Linked DNA regions of Mus musculus: region 1 is linked to region 2. Evidence: chromatin loops called from intact Hi-C (ENCODE). Cell type or tissue: left cerebral cortex. All regions are shown on one strand.

Region 1 (8,000 bases), 79 kb before region 2:
TCTTCTCTTCTCTTCTCTTCTCTTCTCTTCTCTTCTCTTCTCTTCTCTCTCTTCTCCTTCTCCTTCTCCTTCTCCTTCTCCTTCTCCTTCTCCTTCTCCTTCTCCTTCTCCTTCTCCTTCTCCTTCTCCTTCTCCTCTCCTTCTCCTTCTCCTCTCCTTCTCTCCTCTCCTTCTCCTTCTCTCCTCTCCTCTCCTCTCCTCTCCTCTCCTCTCCTCTCCTCTCCTCTCCTCTCCTCTCCTCTCCTCTCCTCCTCTCCTCTCCTCCTCTTCTCTTTTCTCCTCTTCTCTCTCTCTCTCTCTCTCTTTCTTTCTTTCTTACAGAGAAGGTGTGTGCTATTATACCTGGCTTTAATTTTTTCCTTTAAGAGCACCAGACTTGGGTTAATGAGATGGCTTAGTGGGTAAGAGCACCCGACTGCTCTTCCGAAGGTCCGAAGTTCAAATCCCAGCAACCACATGGTGGCTCACAACCATCCGTAATGAGATCTGATGCCCACTTCTGGTGTGTTTGAAGACAGCTACAGTGTACTTACATATAATAAACAAACAAACAAACAAACAAACAAACAAATCTATCTTAAAAAAAAAAAAAGAAAAAAAAAGGAGCACCAGACTTTACCATTTTGCTTGGAAATCTGTGACCCTGTTATCTTGCTGCTCATTTTTAAGGATGTCTAAAGCAGACTAACCTTTCCTTGAGAGTGGATCATTTTGACTAACTGGGTTTTTCAGGACAGAGGAGCTTGCTGAATAATGACTGTGCATAGTGCATAACTATTCATGTTCATGTATTTGCTTTTGATTCTTGTCAGTACAATCTCTTTCTCCATTGCTTTTTATATGCCATTAAACAGTTAATTGAAAAATGTTAATAATGAGGGCTGAGGCTCTGGGGTAAAGTGTTACCAGGCATGTACAATGCCTGGGACTAGTCCCCAGCACTCAAACAAAACAAAGCAAAACAAAAACAAAAACAAAAAAACACAAGTAAACCAACCCCCCCCCCCCAAAAAAAAAAAGCAGATAGGAAGGAAGGACAGATTTTGAAGTTTTGACTAAGGACTGCTGGCGGTATAGCCTGAGAGTATGAGATTCAAGGCTGGGTATTTAAGAACAGTGAATAGTTTGTTTACCTCCTGGTCCAGGTTGTGCTCCAGAGAAATGGGAATTATAGAAAGTGTCTAATCTTTTGTAATCTTAGGAATCTAAAAGTACTACACTGGAGGTCATTTAGAGATAGAAATGCATGCTGTGAGTTAGCTGTGTTTGTGTTTGAGCATCGTTTGCTTGGTTATATTAGCCTTGGTTACCCCATTCCCCCTTTTTCTCATGGGAAGTTAAGGTGAGGATACTCCCTACCCACTATTACTGTGTTACAAGGAGAAAAAAATGTAGCATGTATATAAGGTGTTTGGGCTTCTATATCCATTGATGTTGTCACCTTCTCATCTTTGGGAATGTCAGTGATCTATGCTCATGAAGGGGTGGGATGTGTCCTCAGTTGATCTGACTGACAAGCTGCCATTGACATTGTCTTCACAAGCATGTTTTCATTTAGTCCTTGGATTTGTCATGGACAGTGAAATTTGATAGTGAAGTAGCCATAGATCTACTTTTAATAAAATGATCGTCTCAAAATTAAATTACATAACAAGTTGCTGCAGTATTTTGTCATCTCTGCTGTGTACCACTTTTGCTGTGGATGAAAACCAAGGTCTACTGGGAATATAACTCTTGTGGCTATTAATGGATTTAATTGTATTTCCTCTCTGCCACCAAGATGTGCAGTAAAGTTGTTTATGTCCTTTCCTTTAACAGAGAGAATTGCTTATTAAGTACATGCAATATCATAATCACTTTGTTTTTTATCACTGAAGAGTCCTAATGCTTTCTTTTAAATATATATAATAAAGAAAAATATTAACATTTGAAGTTTTGTCCATTAATCCTTGAATGACTTTTCCTTCCATGGAGAATAAAGAAAGGATTATCTCATTGGGGAACAGGCTCATCTCGTGGGACTGTAAATGGGAAAGGACTTGTAAGCCTAAGGTGAGGCATAAGACCGGCTTGGTTGTTTGAGAACAGGGAAAGGTGGTATATTTACTTAGTGTCCCCGTGTCCCGACTCCAGGGACCACTGATGAATGGACACCATGGCCCTGAATGAGGCTTCGTCTTTTTGAAATGCATTTAAGAAAATATTTTAAGAATAATTTTAAGATTATAGTCTCAGTCTCTCTCTCTCTCTCTCTCTCTCTCTTTCTCTCTCTCTCTCGCTTGCTGTATTTTCTCACTCAGGTTTTTCTTCTTATGTATCTGAAGAAAAAGTCAGTAGCAATCTCATTTAAGTGACATTCTAGAAATGGTTTGACTTTAAATTTTGATTTCTCATTTGGCTGTTCCTGGCTGAATAGATTTTGATAAGTCTCCTAGTCTACCTACCTCTTCTTAGTGCCGTCTTTTAATGAAAAGACACATCAAGCAAATGCTCTGTACCACTTACTGTTGTAGATACTGGACAGAATGGTGAATAAAACAGAAAAATCCCAGCCTCTAGGGACAGGTGTGCATCAGACAGTAAACAAGTGACAGGGTAGGAAGAGAGGCTGAGCGGGAAGGAGGACAGCAGTGCAGTGTAGAGGAGGAGGTTGACCTGTCTGTACGGTGGTGTGGGGAGGTGGACAGAGAATCCCCTCAGCTCACTGGCTAGCCGCCTAGCTGACTTGGTAAGACCCACAGCCCAGTGAGAGGGCCTGACTAAAAATAAAAACAGTCAAACAAGGTACTCGGCGCTTGAGAAACAACACCTAGGGTTTTCCTCTAGTCACACAAATAAGATAGTCCAGAAAACCTGAGAGCTCAGCAAGCCAGGTGAAGCACGCGATTATATGAGCCATGCCAAGTAAAATTTTTGGGAGGAGCCTGCCTGGTAGAGGGGACAAGAGGTGTTGATAGGTACCAGCAATATCCAGGAGGCCAGTGTGGCTGGAGCCACATAAATAAGGGGGAAAACTATAGAAAGTAAAATCAGAGAAGTTAAGGGACAGGTTGGGGGTGGGGGAGGACACATACAGGTGTATACATCATTTGTTTTGCAGTGTTGGAGAGAGACACAGCAGGTGCTCTACCACGGACACAACAGAATTTATTGGTCATTGCATAACTCTTGGTTTGACCTTGAGTCATTTGAGTTAGAGCTAGAAAAGATGCATTATGATTCCTTGGGCCTCAGCAGAACCACTGGCCTCACTCCCCAGGAGAAAAGGGCAGGGCAGGTGGGGTCGCTGTGCTAGGCGGCTGTGAGGATGGAGGTGGAAGCAGGTGGGAACTCAGAAGCTGAGGATCCTGAGTACATTCTCCTCCCAGATTTGGGGTATGACAGAGCAAAAAGATTCAACAATACCTTCAGCATCTCATCTGACTGCATTGTATCTGCTTTCTGTTTTCATTTGAAGTCACTCTTTCGCATCTATTGCTCTTACTGCCATCGTGAAAACAGTATCTATAATAGGAGTCTTCAGAGCAGTTTTGGAATTTGTTTCCACTTTTACTAGGCTATAGAGTAACTGGTAGCTTAGCTCTTGATGTGTTAAAGATCTACTTAACATTACTCCTGTGTTAGGCCATAATGTAGCCACTGAAGCAGTTCAGTCTCAGCAGCTCTGGCTACGCTGCTGTGTGGTCTGTGCTCACTCTGATCTGGATTTGTTAGATGCTTTTGAAGAGGTGATTTTGTGCAGAATTCATTGATAATAGCAGCTTCAATTCTTTGTTACCTACCTAGGGAAACTGAAGATTCAAAAACATGTTGGTTTTTGTAAAAATCATGAGTTTGCTGTAGCATACTTTCTGTTTGACCAAGGGTCTCAGTGAGGAGGAATCCTGCTGCAGAGTGATCTAATTTGTGTAGTCTTGAAGGTGGAGCTATTTTTGAAATAGAACAGAAAAATAATGGGGCCCTTTGCTCCTGCATGCCAAACTGTATCTCACTGACTTAAAAGGAGAGGGACTCAGATCTTGCACTCTGCGTTTCTGTTTCCTTTACTGTGTCTAGAGTCAGTGTATGATATGTGTCCCTAGGTAAGGAATGGCTGCTGGGTTCTTTACATTCTTTTTCTTAAAAAATAATTAATTAATTACTTTCCTTTTTTACACCCCACATTTTATTTTCCCCAACCCTCCTCCAGTCCACCCTCTGACTGTTCCACACCACTCCCCACTCCCCTTTCTCCACGTGGATGTTCCCACCCCACCACTCCACCTGACCTCTAAACTCCCTGGGCCTCCAGACTCTTGAGGGTTAGGTGCACCATCTCTGAATGAACACAGACCCAGCAGTCCTCTACTGTATGTGTTGGGGGCCTCATATCAGCTGGTGTATGGTACCTGTTTGGTGGTCCAGTGTTTGAAAGATCTTAGGGGGTGTGTGTGGGGGGGTCCAGATTAATTGAGATTGCTGGTCTTCCTCAATCTCAGGCTCGCCCTCTCCTCAGCTTCTTTCAGTCTTCCCTAATTCAACAACAGGGGTCAGCTGCTTCTGTCCATTCGTTGGGTGCAGCTATCTGCCTCTGACTCTTCTGGAGTTTGGTCATACTGGGCCCCTGTTTGTGAGCGCTCCATAGCCTCAGTAATAGTGTCAGCCCTTGGGACCTTCCCGTGAGCTGGATCCCACTGTGGCCTGGTGCTGGACCATTTTTATCCTCAAGCTCCTCTCCATTTCCATTCCTGCAGTTCTTTCAGACAGGAACAATTATGGGTCAGAGTTTTAACTGTGGGATGGCAACTCCATCCTGCATTTGATGTCCTGTCTTTCTGCTGGAGGTGGGCTCTATAACTTCCCTCTCCCCACTGTAGGGCATTTCATCTAAGGTCCCTTTGAGTCCTGAGAGTCTCTCACCTCCCAAGTCTCTGGTGCATTCTGGAGGGTCCCCCCAACCTCCTATCTACAGAGGTTGCCTGTTTCCATTTTTTCTGCTGGCCCTCAGGGCTTCAGTCCTTTTCCCTCACTCAATACCAGATCAGGTTCCCCCCACCGCCAACTTGTGGTTGCTTTCTTCTCCTTCTCAAGTGGGACTGAGGCATCCTCACTTGAGCACCTTGGCTTGTTGACCTTTTTGAGTTCTGGGGACTGTATCTTGAGTCCATGCATATCCTTTTGGGTCTGAGTTACCTCACTCAGGATGATATTTTCTTGTTCTATCAATTTTTCTGCAAAACTCCAAATGTCCTCATTCTTAATAGCTGAGTAGTATTCCATTGTGTTAATGAACCACATTTTTTGTATCCATCCTCCTGTCATGAGACATCTGGGTTGTTTCCAGCTTCTGGCTATTACAAATGAAGCCGCTATGAACATAGTGGAACAGGTGCCCCTGTGACATGGTGGGGCATCTTTTGGGTATATTCCCAAGAGTGGTATAGCTGGGTCTTCAGGTAGATCTATTTGCAATTTTCTGAGGAACCTCTAGACTGATTTCCAGAGTGGTTGTACCAGTTTGCAATCCCACCAGCAATGGAGGAGTGTTCCTCTTTCTCCATATCCTCTCCAACATGTGTTGTCACCTATGGTTTTGATCTTAGCCATTCTGATTGGTGAAAGGTGGAATCTCAGGGTCGTTTTGATTTAATCACTAAACTTTGAACATTTCTTTAGGTAACTGTATTTACTCTACTTAGAATTTAAATGTGAGTAGTTGAAAGGGTAGTTACTAAGTTCTGGGTTTAGAATTCTTGAGTTCTCTTTAGAGTTCCTGTGATAAGCTGTGATTTATTTTTTCTTTCTATTTGTTGAGAGATAAAATCTCACTCATTCTGTAGTCCTGACTGTTTCCAGCCTCTGGAGTTCTGGGATTACAGGTATGAACTACATTCCCAGCTTAGACTGGTGGTTTATAACTGTTTGTTTGTTTGTTTGTTTAATTCATTCAGTCTATATGGTCCCTTTTCTATTCTGAAATGAAATGCTTAGATAGTAAAATTTACTGGCACATCTGCATTGTCTTCACAGCAATACAGAGGAAACAAAAGGTGTGTCTTTCTTAGGAGACAAATGTAAATAAGTACACTCTGCATTAGGAACCATAGCTATTGTGTGCCAGCGGGAACATGTAGCTTTATCTTTGTGGACATGACATCTATGAATAGAGATTCATTTAGGTGTGTTGCTTTGGTGATTCATGATATGTGGCAGTGCTACTGGAATATGATTTCCCAAAATAGTTAATAAATCTTTTTGAGTTTTGAATAGAGTGAAATCTCTCCTGTGTTCATGGAGTTTACATTCATGGAATATTTACTCTATGCTGAATGGTTAAAGAAGCAAACATGTTTGTGTTGAGACTTAGATAATTGCAAACTACTTTTTACTGACATATATGTGAGTGAGTCTAAAGGCTGATTTATTATAAAGAAGGCTTATTTTATAATTGATAAAAGTACAATTTGGAATTCTTTCACATGCAAAGATTTACGTCTATGCTCTATAACTAATTTAAAAAAAATCAAACAAAAAACTTTACTGAAAGTGTCATATGTACTCAGAAAAGTATACAATTTAGTAAGTTCAATTTAGTGAGCTTTTATAAACTGAACATACATCTCGAGCACCCACATGGAGAAGCTGAGCATGCCTAATGTCGGAATGTCACCATTTCTCTCCTAGTCACAGCTTCTGCCACCAGGAAAGCAGTAGCCCAGCTTCTGACGGGATGAAGCAGTGCTGCTTTAGTGTGTGCTCTTGTGTTTGGGAGCCTTTTGCATACTAGTCGCAGTTCATTTCTTCTTGCTGCATAGTATTTCACTGAATGGTATATGTTCATATGCATCTCATGGCATGGATTCTGTGCTCTCTTAGTTATTCTGCTGATGTTAGCTGTGTGGGACATTTCCAGTCTGGGGTTATTTTGAATGTTGGTAGATCTATGTACTCATTTCTCTTGAATATGAAATTCTGGGTCACAGGAAACATATGTGTTCATATTCATACCATACGATAGCCTCTGTTGCTGTCCATCTGCACTAACAGTTGGTGTTTGCCACTCCCCTCACCCCTTAAGTCATTCTGCTAGGGGCAAAGATGGTTTGTCCTGTGGTTTTAGTTTACATTTCCCCTTTCCTTTTGTTGATCATCAGGATCACTGTGATATTATCCTTCATGGATGATTTGATTGGGTCAGTTTCCTTTTGTGGGGAGCCGTTTTTCTTTTCTTTTCTTTTTGCAATTTATATGTGAGATTCATATCAGTAAATTCTCACCCCACAAAATATCTACACAGTTTACTCAGAGCCAATTGATATTGATATAAATTGCCCACCTAGATAAGACAAATTGTCCTGTAATTATCCATCCCTTATAAGATTTTCATGGCTACCTGTGACTGTTTAAAGCCACACGGAGTCTGGATTGTTTTTCTCTTCCTCCATCTTCCTTCCTCTGGAGCTGTGCTTTCTTTTCCTTTTTTCTTTTTTTTAAGGTTTATTTTTATTTATTATTATATCTAAGTGCACTGTAGCTGTCTTCAGACACTCCAGAAGAGGGCATCAGATCCCATTACAGATGGTTGTGATCCACCATGTGGTTGCTGGGAATTGAACTCAGGACCTCTGGAAGGTGCTCTTAACCACTGAGCCATCTCTCCAGGGAGTGGTGTGTGTGTGTGTGTGTGTGTGTGTGTGTGTGTTTCTCTCTCTCTCTCTCTCTCTCTCTCTCTCTCTCTCTTGTGTTTTTTTGTTCTTTTTTTTTGAGACAGGGTTTCTCTGTGTAGCCCTGGCTGTCCTGGAACTCACTCTGTAGATCAGGCTGGTCTAGAACTCAGAAATCCGCCTGCCTCTGCCTCCCGAGTACTGGGACTAAAGGCGTGCGCCACCATGCCCGGCTCGGAGCTGTGTTTCTTATTTACTTTAGGATTTCATTCTTTTTGTTGTAATAACTCAATGAGTCCTATTAGTACTGCCTTTATTTGTGTGTATGTGTGGCCATCCACTGGAGCTTGGACAACC
Region 2 (8,000 bases):
CTTTTTGCCTCAGGACTGCAGCCAGCTTTTGGACTTGTCACGCAGACTCCACTGGAGTGGGTGTGGCAATTGTCCATTAAAGAATGAGTAAATAAATAACTACAAATGATACTATTGGATAAGGGTTATTTTATATTATTAGGGAGAGGGTTGACTGTAGTTCTTCCTTGATAGTGATTATTAGTAGAGCCTGACCTGCTATTGTTTTTCCCCCAGTGTCTCTGCCAGCCCCAGTATTAAATTACTTTTAGGCCTGCTAGCTTATTTTCATATTGTCTGTAAGTCTGCTTATACAAAGCTAGCTGATTAAGTAGGTCTAAAATGTGTACCTCATGTGTTAGGGGCCCCATAGTAGACCTGAAGGTGCTCGTCCAGAGGGTTTTTTTTAAATGTTTATAATTATTTATTCTTTGAGAATTTCATACATGTATACAATGTATTTTTATCTTATCTAACTCTTACCTAACTCTCCTATTCCACTCCTGCTAGGCTTCCCAACACCCCCCACCCCCCCACACACACAGACCTTATCTTCTCCCCCCTCCTTCATTATAACCATTGAGTCCAATTAGTTCCACCCATATGTGCATGACGTGTCTGGGAATTTTTGTTTTCAAGGTCTTAAAATAGCTGTGGTGTGAAACCACAGGGGAGAAAGATGTCCCCCTCCACTCTGTAGTTCTTATGTGCACCCTTTGGCTGATGCTAAGACTCTTAAGGAATGAGAGGAAATCATACTTGTTTCATTAATTTCATATGTACAGTGGAAATCTTCAGAAGACAGTGATATATAAAGAAATAACCAAAGCATGATGCTTTTTACATTTCAAAAGAGTAGTTAATCTCTGAGTGAGAAAGGACAGATGAGAATCAGGATCAGGGCAGTAAACTCTAGGTTTGCCAGGAAAGATGTACTCAGTCAAGGAGTGAAGTTAGTGTGAAATGGGGGTCACTTTAGAGCTGTCGGTGCAGGCTCATGGCAGCCCTAGGTTATCAGTCTCTGGTGATGAAGGTCAGCTCTCCCAGAACAATCCTTTGTAGTTTCATGCATAGAGGCAGAAGCAAACCGCCCCCTCGGGTGAATGCAGCTTGAGGTCGTCAGTTCCCAGTTCCTAGGTTGTGCTTCCTTAACTCCTCCTGATGGATTCAGAACCCCGTATCTTCAAACAGGAAAGGCTTTCTCCTGAGTGAGGCTTTGTTAGGCATGTGTAAGGATTCTGCTGTCATTCCTATTCCTACCATTATCCCAGCAGCTCTCTATGTGTCTAGAGAAGTTCAGGTTTTACCTTGGTCCAGAATGTGTAGAAAGATCAGAGAAAAATGGAATTGTCTCTCAATAAGCAAGCAACCTGGCTATTAAAATAATTTTAAATGTGCCACTTAAAGATAGTCGAAATTTATTGCAGTCTACAGCGGGACCTCCTTTTGAAATTTTTAACTTTCTTGATGAAGAAAACCGTCTTAAATTCAAATTACTCCAGTTTCTCGTTTTATTTGTTCAGACAGTAAGGATCTGCACAGTTGGATTCTTAGGGAGGGAAGTAAGGAGAGAGAAGAGGGGCGACTAGCAAGACAAGCAGGACCACAGAGTAGCGTTTCCTGTCTCAGCTCTTCAGTCTCTGTGAAGCTGAGATATCTGCATGCCTGTGATGCTTCCAGAACTAGGAAACAGGACAGAGATGTTCATAGTTAGCTATTACAGCACTTCTTCTGAGCTTCACTGAATTAAAGATTTCATGCATGCATGGATACAGCTCATCAGTAAGATTCATCACAAAGGGAATATTAATCAGCCCACTTATGGGACTTTAGAAAAAGCACTTTAAGCTTGGGGTGGTGCTACAAGAGGGCATAACTGGTCCTTCTGGGCACTTATATGCTGTGTCCTTCTGTGTGTGTTTAGTAAAGACATGAAAACTACTTTTTAAAACCCTTTTAGCTGGGCAGTGGTGGCGCACACCTTTAATCTCAGTACTTGGGAGGCAGAGACAGGTGGATTTCTGAGTTCGAGGACAGCCTGGTCTACAGAGTGAGTTCCAGGACAGCCAGGGCTACACAGAGAAACCCTGTCTCAAAAACAAAAACAAAAACACCCTTTTAATTTCTTTCTTGATTTATTACATTCCAATTCCTGTAGTGTTAGATTTTTCAAAACCTGTTTTAATAAGGGTTCTTAAGTGCTTCAACCTCCCTTCTAGCCCACCTACCAGAGTTAGGAGAAAAGAAAGGTTAATAGGAAAGGGAGGTTGTAGACCTATTTAGAAGTAGTTCTTTGGGGTGATTCCAATCTTCATTGTCAGGATAGCAGCAGTCCAGTCTAAAACTTCAAACACAAATCCGTAGCAGCAGTCCAGTGTAGTCAGCAAACGCTGAACATAGATCAATAGAAGCGGCTCGATCCAGAAGAAACCTGGAGGCTCTGCCGTATTGGCATGAGACTGCAGAAGTGGCAGGAAGCAGCCAGAGAACCATGAGAAGTTCTTTGGCACTTTTCTCTCTACAACCTCACAACGAGTGAAGATCAGCAAAGACCAGCAAAGCATTGCAAGGTGAACCAGTGCAAGAGTGCTGCTCACTGTCTATTGTATTCTACTTGTGCTCTTTCTAACATCACACGTCCTCTCGAGTGCCTGCTTCAGCAAAACACCCTCTCACCAGACAGCTTCCAGAACAACACGACACAACTGAGTCTCCAAAGAAACCAGAAATTTCCACTTCAGATTCCCATTCTTTTCTCTTCCTTGTATTTTCAGACAAAACCACATTTCTCTTACCAGGGGGCACCTTGGGACCACAGGGAAAATTAGATGAGACCATTTTTAAAAGTGTGGATGGTAGACTGATCTGCTAGTCCTGGTGGAAGCCAAAGTGAAGCTTCCATTCCTCCCACCTTGCCACATTGCTTTTCCTAGCTTGAGATCTTATTTTCTGATTCCCTTACCTTATCGGCAGCTGCTTACATGTCTGGCACCCTTCATTTGAGACTTTGTATGCTACTGGAATGTGTAGGATTGGGGTCACTAGTGTTCACCATTTTGTAACATTTACCAGTCAGCTTTCTGTCCTCATCGTAGTCTACCTGTGGACTGCATTGACAGTTCCTCCTGTGTCTACCTGGCTGGCGGCGCTCAGTCCTCCTCAGCTGCGCAAGGATCATCTTTTCCCTGTTTGAACTCCTGGAAGATCTCAGTTGTCAGTCCTCTGCTCTGATTTCTAAATCCATAACTCCAGCCTGATGCTTTTCTTGAGCTGGAGACATCCACAGCCAGCCATCTAGTTGTCAAGATGTCTCAAACTCTGCTCCAGAACTTCCCTGTCTCCTCCTTCATCTTAAGTGGGACTACCATCATCCAGCCTGTTGCTCAAGCCAACACCTCAGACCTTTCATGACGTTTTCTTTTTTCCCAGAACCTGCATTCAGTCTATTAGCAAGACATAAGCAATCCACTAGAATATTTGTGAATTCTACTCTCTCATTCATTATCTAGGGTCTGAGACCAAACTTCGTCTCTCAATTATCAGTGTCTCCCATCATAAGCACAATCAAAGCCCCCAACTGCAGAGTCTAACTTTCACTTTTCATTTTTACATTCCTCGAGCTCCAGACATTCTTGCTTTGTTTCTCTAAACATCCCAACCTCCTTTTGTTCATATGTCACCCAGTCCTCTGGAGTTTCCCTCCCGCGTCCCTGTACAATCACTAGATAGCTTTTGCTTGGTGTTAAATGTTATGTACCATGCGTTCTGTGGTCTTCTCCAACTCAGTTTCTCTCCAGCCATACACATGGTGTTATGTTTAGAAAGAAATTGATAATTGAAATAAAACCTTAACTCATTAATTTTTTTCCTGATGGGCAGCATTGAATGTATGGCTGTACCACAGCTTTGGGGGCTGCTTCTGGTGACACTTCTATGGATTCTACTGCGCATGATGCCGGCAGCGTTGCATATAGAGTTCTCACTGTGGGAGGGCAGTGTTCTCACATTTTTATGCATGACTCTCGGCAGCCCATGATTTGATGCTATTACATGTTCGTTTTATATATGAAGACACAGAGGCAAAGGGAGGAGGCAAGGTAGCAAGCTCAGTGCCATCACGCCAGTGAGTGTGATTGCTGGAGAGTGGATGTTCATAGTTTTCTAAAATGATTTAGACAACAGTCCCATAGGCAGCATATGAGTTCCCATTGTACCACATTGTCATGCATACGTAATTCTGCCAAATTTGTATTTTGACTCCAATTTGTATCTTCCTGATTTTTAAAAAAATATTTATCAGCCATTAACATTTCCTCTTGGAAACACAAATTGTTCATGTCCTTTGCCTACTCTTAAATTGATTTGCCAGCCTTCATATTCTACATACTTTGTTAGTGTTACGCGTTTCGAATATCTTCTCCAAAGTCGTGACTGTCTTTTTTTAATTTTTTTTAAAAGATTTTATTTTATGTATGAGTGCTCTACCTGCATGTACACCTTGCATGACAGAAGAGGGCATCAGAACTCATTACAGATGGTTGTGAGCCACCATGTGGTTGCTGGGAATTGAACTCAGGATCTCTGGATGAGTAGCCAGTGTTCTTAACTGCTGAGCCATTTCTCCAGCCCCCGTCATTTCATTGATTATATGGTATTTCCTGCTAGCAGAAAATCCTAATTTTAAAGAGTTAATTTATTGTTCCCAGTATCTTGTTTTTAGAATATCTCAGAATCATAATAATATTGTCCTGGGGCTGGTGAGATGCTCAGTGGTTAAAGTTACTGTCTGCAAAGCCTGAGTTAGATCCACAGGACCCATGTGGTAAAAGAATACCAATTCTCTTCTCTGACTTCCTCTGCATGCTGTGGCACGCATGTGCATGCATTCACAATCAATTGATTAATTAAAGTATAATAAAAAGTGTAAAAGAACACAGTCCTGTATTCTAAACCTTACATTGCATGTATACGCCGAGTAGTATTCTGTGTAGTCAGTCCTGTTCCTAGTTAGGGAATCCTGCTGCTTCTCTTCCTCTCCCTCCCTCCTCTGCCTCCTCGTGATCCTCCTGCCTCTGCCACCTGAGTGCTGGGGTGAACAGGCCTGCTTCTCCACTCCTAGTCCTGACATCATCTTTTTTTGGTTTTTTTCTTTTTGGTTTTCCAAGACAGGGTTTCTCTGTATAGTCCTGGCTGTCCTGGAACTCACTTTGTAGACCAGGCTGGCCTCAAACTCAGAAATCCGCCTGCCTCTGCCTCCCGAGTGCTGGGATTAAAGGCGTGTGCCACCACTGCCTGGCTAATGAGATTCTTTTGAATTTCCCAAATAAACTTAAATACATTACCCTGAAAGCAGTGACATTTGTTTCTTTCAGTTAGTCATGCTGGCGTGAGACTGGCTCATCGTTCTTCTTTGATGATGTACAGTAAGGCTCTCTTTGAGTTTATAAAATTGGAATCTATTTCTTCCTTTAGATCCTCTGAAAAATGTATATAGGATTAGTTTTTTAATTTTTGTTTGTTTGTTTTTTAGACTGTTAGCAGAATTTGCATATGAACATCATCTGAACCTGAGGTTTTCTTTTTCAGGGGCTCTGCAGTCACTGACCAGTGTCTCTAATTGTTACTGGTGATGTTTCTATGCAAGTAGCTATAGCTTTCTTAACAATTCCTGCTACAAGTTCTTCAGCTATCTTCTATATTCATCCAATTGCAGCTTTACTTGAATAAAGTGCTTTGTGGAATTGGAACGGACGGCTTTTCCACCCTGGCCTCTTTGTTCCCGGAAATAATGTCTCTGAGACTTCATATATATGAATAAATGTTCAAGCCCTAGTCTTCAACTTGATCCTCGATCAGCTCATTACTTCTAAACTATTCTATGTCTTCCACGTGGTTAGTTACCTCCCTCAGTTTCATGTGTCTGTCTCCTCCAGCATTCAGGGTGAATCCCCCAGAATTCCTCTCTTTCTCTCTCTACCAGAACTTCCACCTCCTATTTCTGGGCCCAATTCATTGTCCACAGGCTTTTTGTCAGGTGGAACTTTCACACAGTGCACAAAGGATTCTCTCTACAGGAATAATTTAATTTTTAAAATTCTGCTTCATCTGGAGAATGTCCCTTTAAAAACGTCCGGGTTTCCAAACTTTATTAATCTGTAAGGCCTAGTATCTGCGGATCCTTGAGGAGTAGAGTGGGTAGAGTTCAGTTTTCACCTTTGGATCCTACAAGGTGGCAGGAGAGAACCGACTCCTCGAAGTTATTTTTTGACCCCCACACACTCTCTCTAACTAGTTTTAAAAAGGAGATTGAGGAGAGAGTTCAATTGGTAAAGTGATTGCAAGAGGACCTGAATTCCATCCCCAGAACCCACATTCTAAAAAGCCAGGTGGAGCCTGGCATGTGGTTCACACCTTTAATTCCAGCACTAGTCAGGGGCAAATGGCTCTCTGTGTTTGAAGCCAGCCTGATCTAAAGAGCAAGGTCTAAGAGAGTCAGGGCTACACAGAAAACTGTTTTGTGGGGGCTGTGGGGAAGGAGCCAGGTTGAGTGTCACATTCATATAATCCTAGCACTGGGGCAGTAGAGACTGGGGACTCCCTGGGACTTACTACTGACCAGCCTAGCCTATATGGCAAGTTCCAGGCTAGTGAAACACCTTATCTCAATATAAACAAATTTTAAGCAGACAATGTGTGAGGAGTTACACCTGAGGCTTTTCTCTGACTTCCACAAATGAGTGCATGCATATTACACCTCTGCACATACATGAATACATACACACAAATTAATAAATTAATATGATATCCTGGTACAGTGATGCACACCTATGATCCCATCATTCAGGAAACAGGCACAGGGAGGCAAGAATATTGCCATGAGATCGAGACCAGCCTGATCTATGTACTAAGGGATTTTTTATTTTTTGCTTTGTTTTATTTTCTTTTATAAAATAAAGTAATAACAGCAAGCAAGTTTATTGGAACCACTGTAGATGTATAACAAAATTCTGATATGTAATTTTTTTTATTTATATGAGTACTTTGTAGCTATCTTCAGACATACCAGAAGAGGATATCAAATTCCATTACAGATGGTTGTGAGCCATGTGGTTGCTGGGAATTGAACCCAGGATCTCTGGCAGAGCAGTCAGTGCTCTTAACTGCTGAGCCATCTCTCCAGCCCCATAGTCTAAAATTTAAAGCTATTTTTACTAAATGTATACTGGTCTTGAATTAACTCCTGGTGAATTGATAATTCAGTTCTCATAATGCTATCTTGCCAGAATTATATAGCCATACCTAATCTTTCTGTAGTGACATTTTGGAATTTTGGTTTCTTTTAAAAACACAGAAATATTATAAGAATATATTTTCACTTTAATCCCAGGTATGAGATACGGGGATGCTTCATCTAAGTATGATTTGCCTCATGCTCTAGGAAGGGTTGATTTTGCCAGGTGCAGATAATTTCTGTCATTGTATGACAGTTGGAATTCTGGGGACTTTTCAGAGGGCATATAAATGCTAGAGCCTCAAGAGGTGAGTCAGTTGCTAAGTAGTTGTCCACAAAGAAGAAACTAGATATCCTGACAGCAAAGATCAAACTTGTCCCAAGGAACTCAGTGTCCCTAATCAACAGGAAGTAGTCTAGTGATAACGTCATCCACTTTCCAGCCCCTGACTTTATTCAGGGATCTCTTTCCATTTCTCTCTGGCCTTTTATCTCTCTTATCTAGTGTTTGGGGGTTGAAAGGGTGGAAGAAAAGGGATGGGGAAGGGTGGAAGAGAGTAAAACCCACAAAGTAGCAAAAAGATCAGCTACAGCTTTCTTTTGATATTTATATATCTGGCATACATGTCCAGTCTTCTGTTTTAGTCTGTCTCTTAGAGCATATGGAAGGGCTTCAGGTATTTTGTTGCTTTGGTTTTGAGACAGTGCCTGACTGTGTAACTCTGGCTGGCCTGGAGCATGCTGTATAAACTAGGCTGGCCTTGAATTCAGAAGACCACCACAGTTCAGC

The links. Peaks named below come from ENCODE experiments on the same cell type or tissue, not always from the same donor. Only the 100,000 strongest peaks of a DNase experiment are listed, where the experiment ranks them.
Region 1: a loop joins it to region 2, with 1.9 times the contacts of the local background. A loop is called at or near these places in 2 of 42 quality-filtered maps.

Annotation. Positions count from the first base shown.
Region 1 is chr19:5,248,929-5,256,928 of GRCm38, reverse strand. All of the region lies in intron 1 of Pacs1 (phosphofurin acidic cluster sorting protein 1), which reads left to right. Among named protein-coding and RNA genes, the nearest start is that of Pacs1, 20 kb to the left of the region's middle. In left cerebral cortex, no CTCF peak of the experiment used is centred here; no DNase peak of the experiment used is centred here.
Region 2 is chr19:5,170,261-5,178,260 of GRCm38, reverse strand. The region is part of intron 1 of Pacs1 (phosphofurin acidic cluster sorting protein 1); the gene reads left to right. Among named protein-coding and RNA genes, the nearest start is that of Gm30840, 49 kb to the right of the region's middle. In left cerebral cortex, no CTCF peak of the experiment used is centred here; a DNase peak (open chromatin) is centred at 3,994.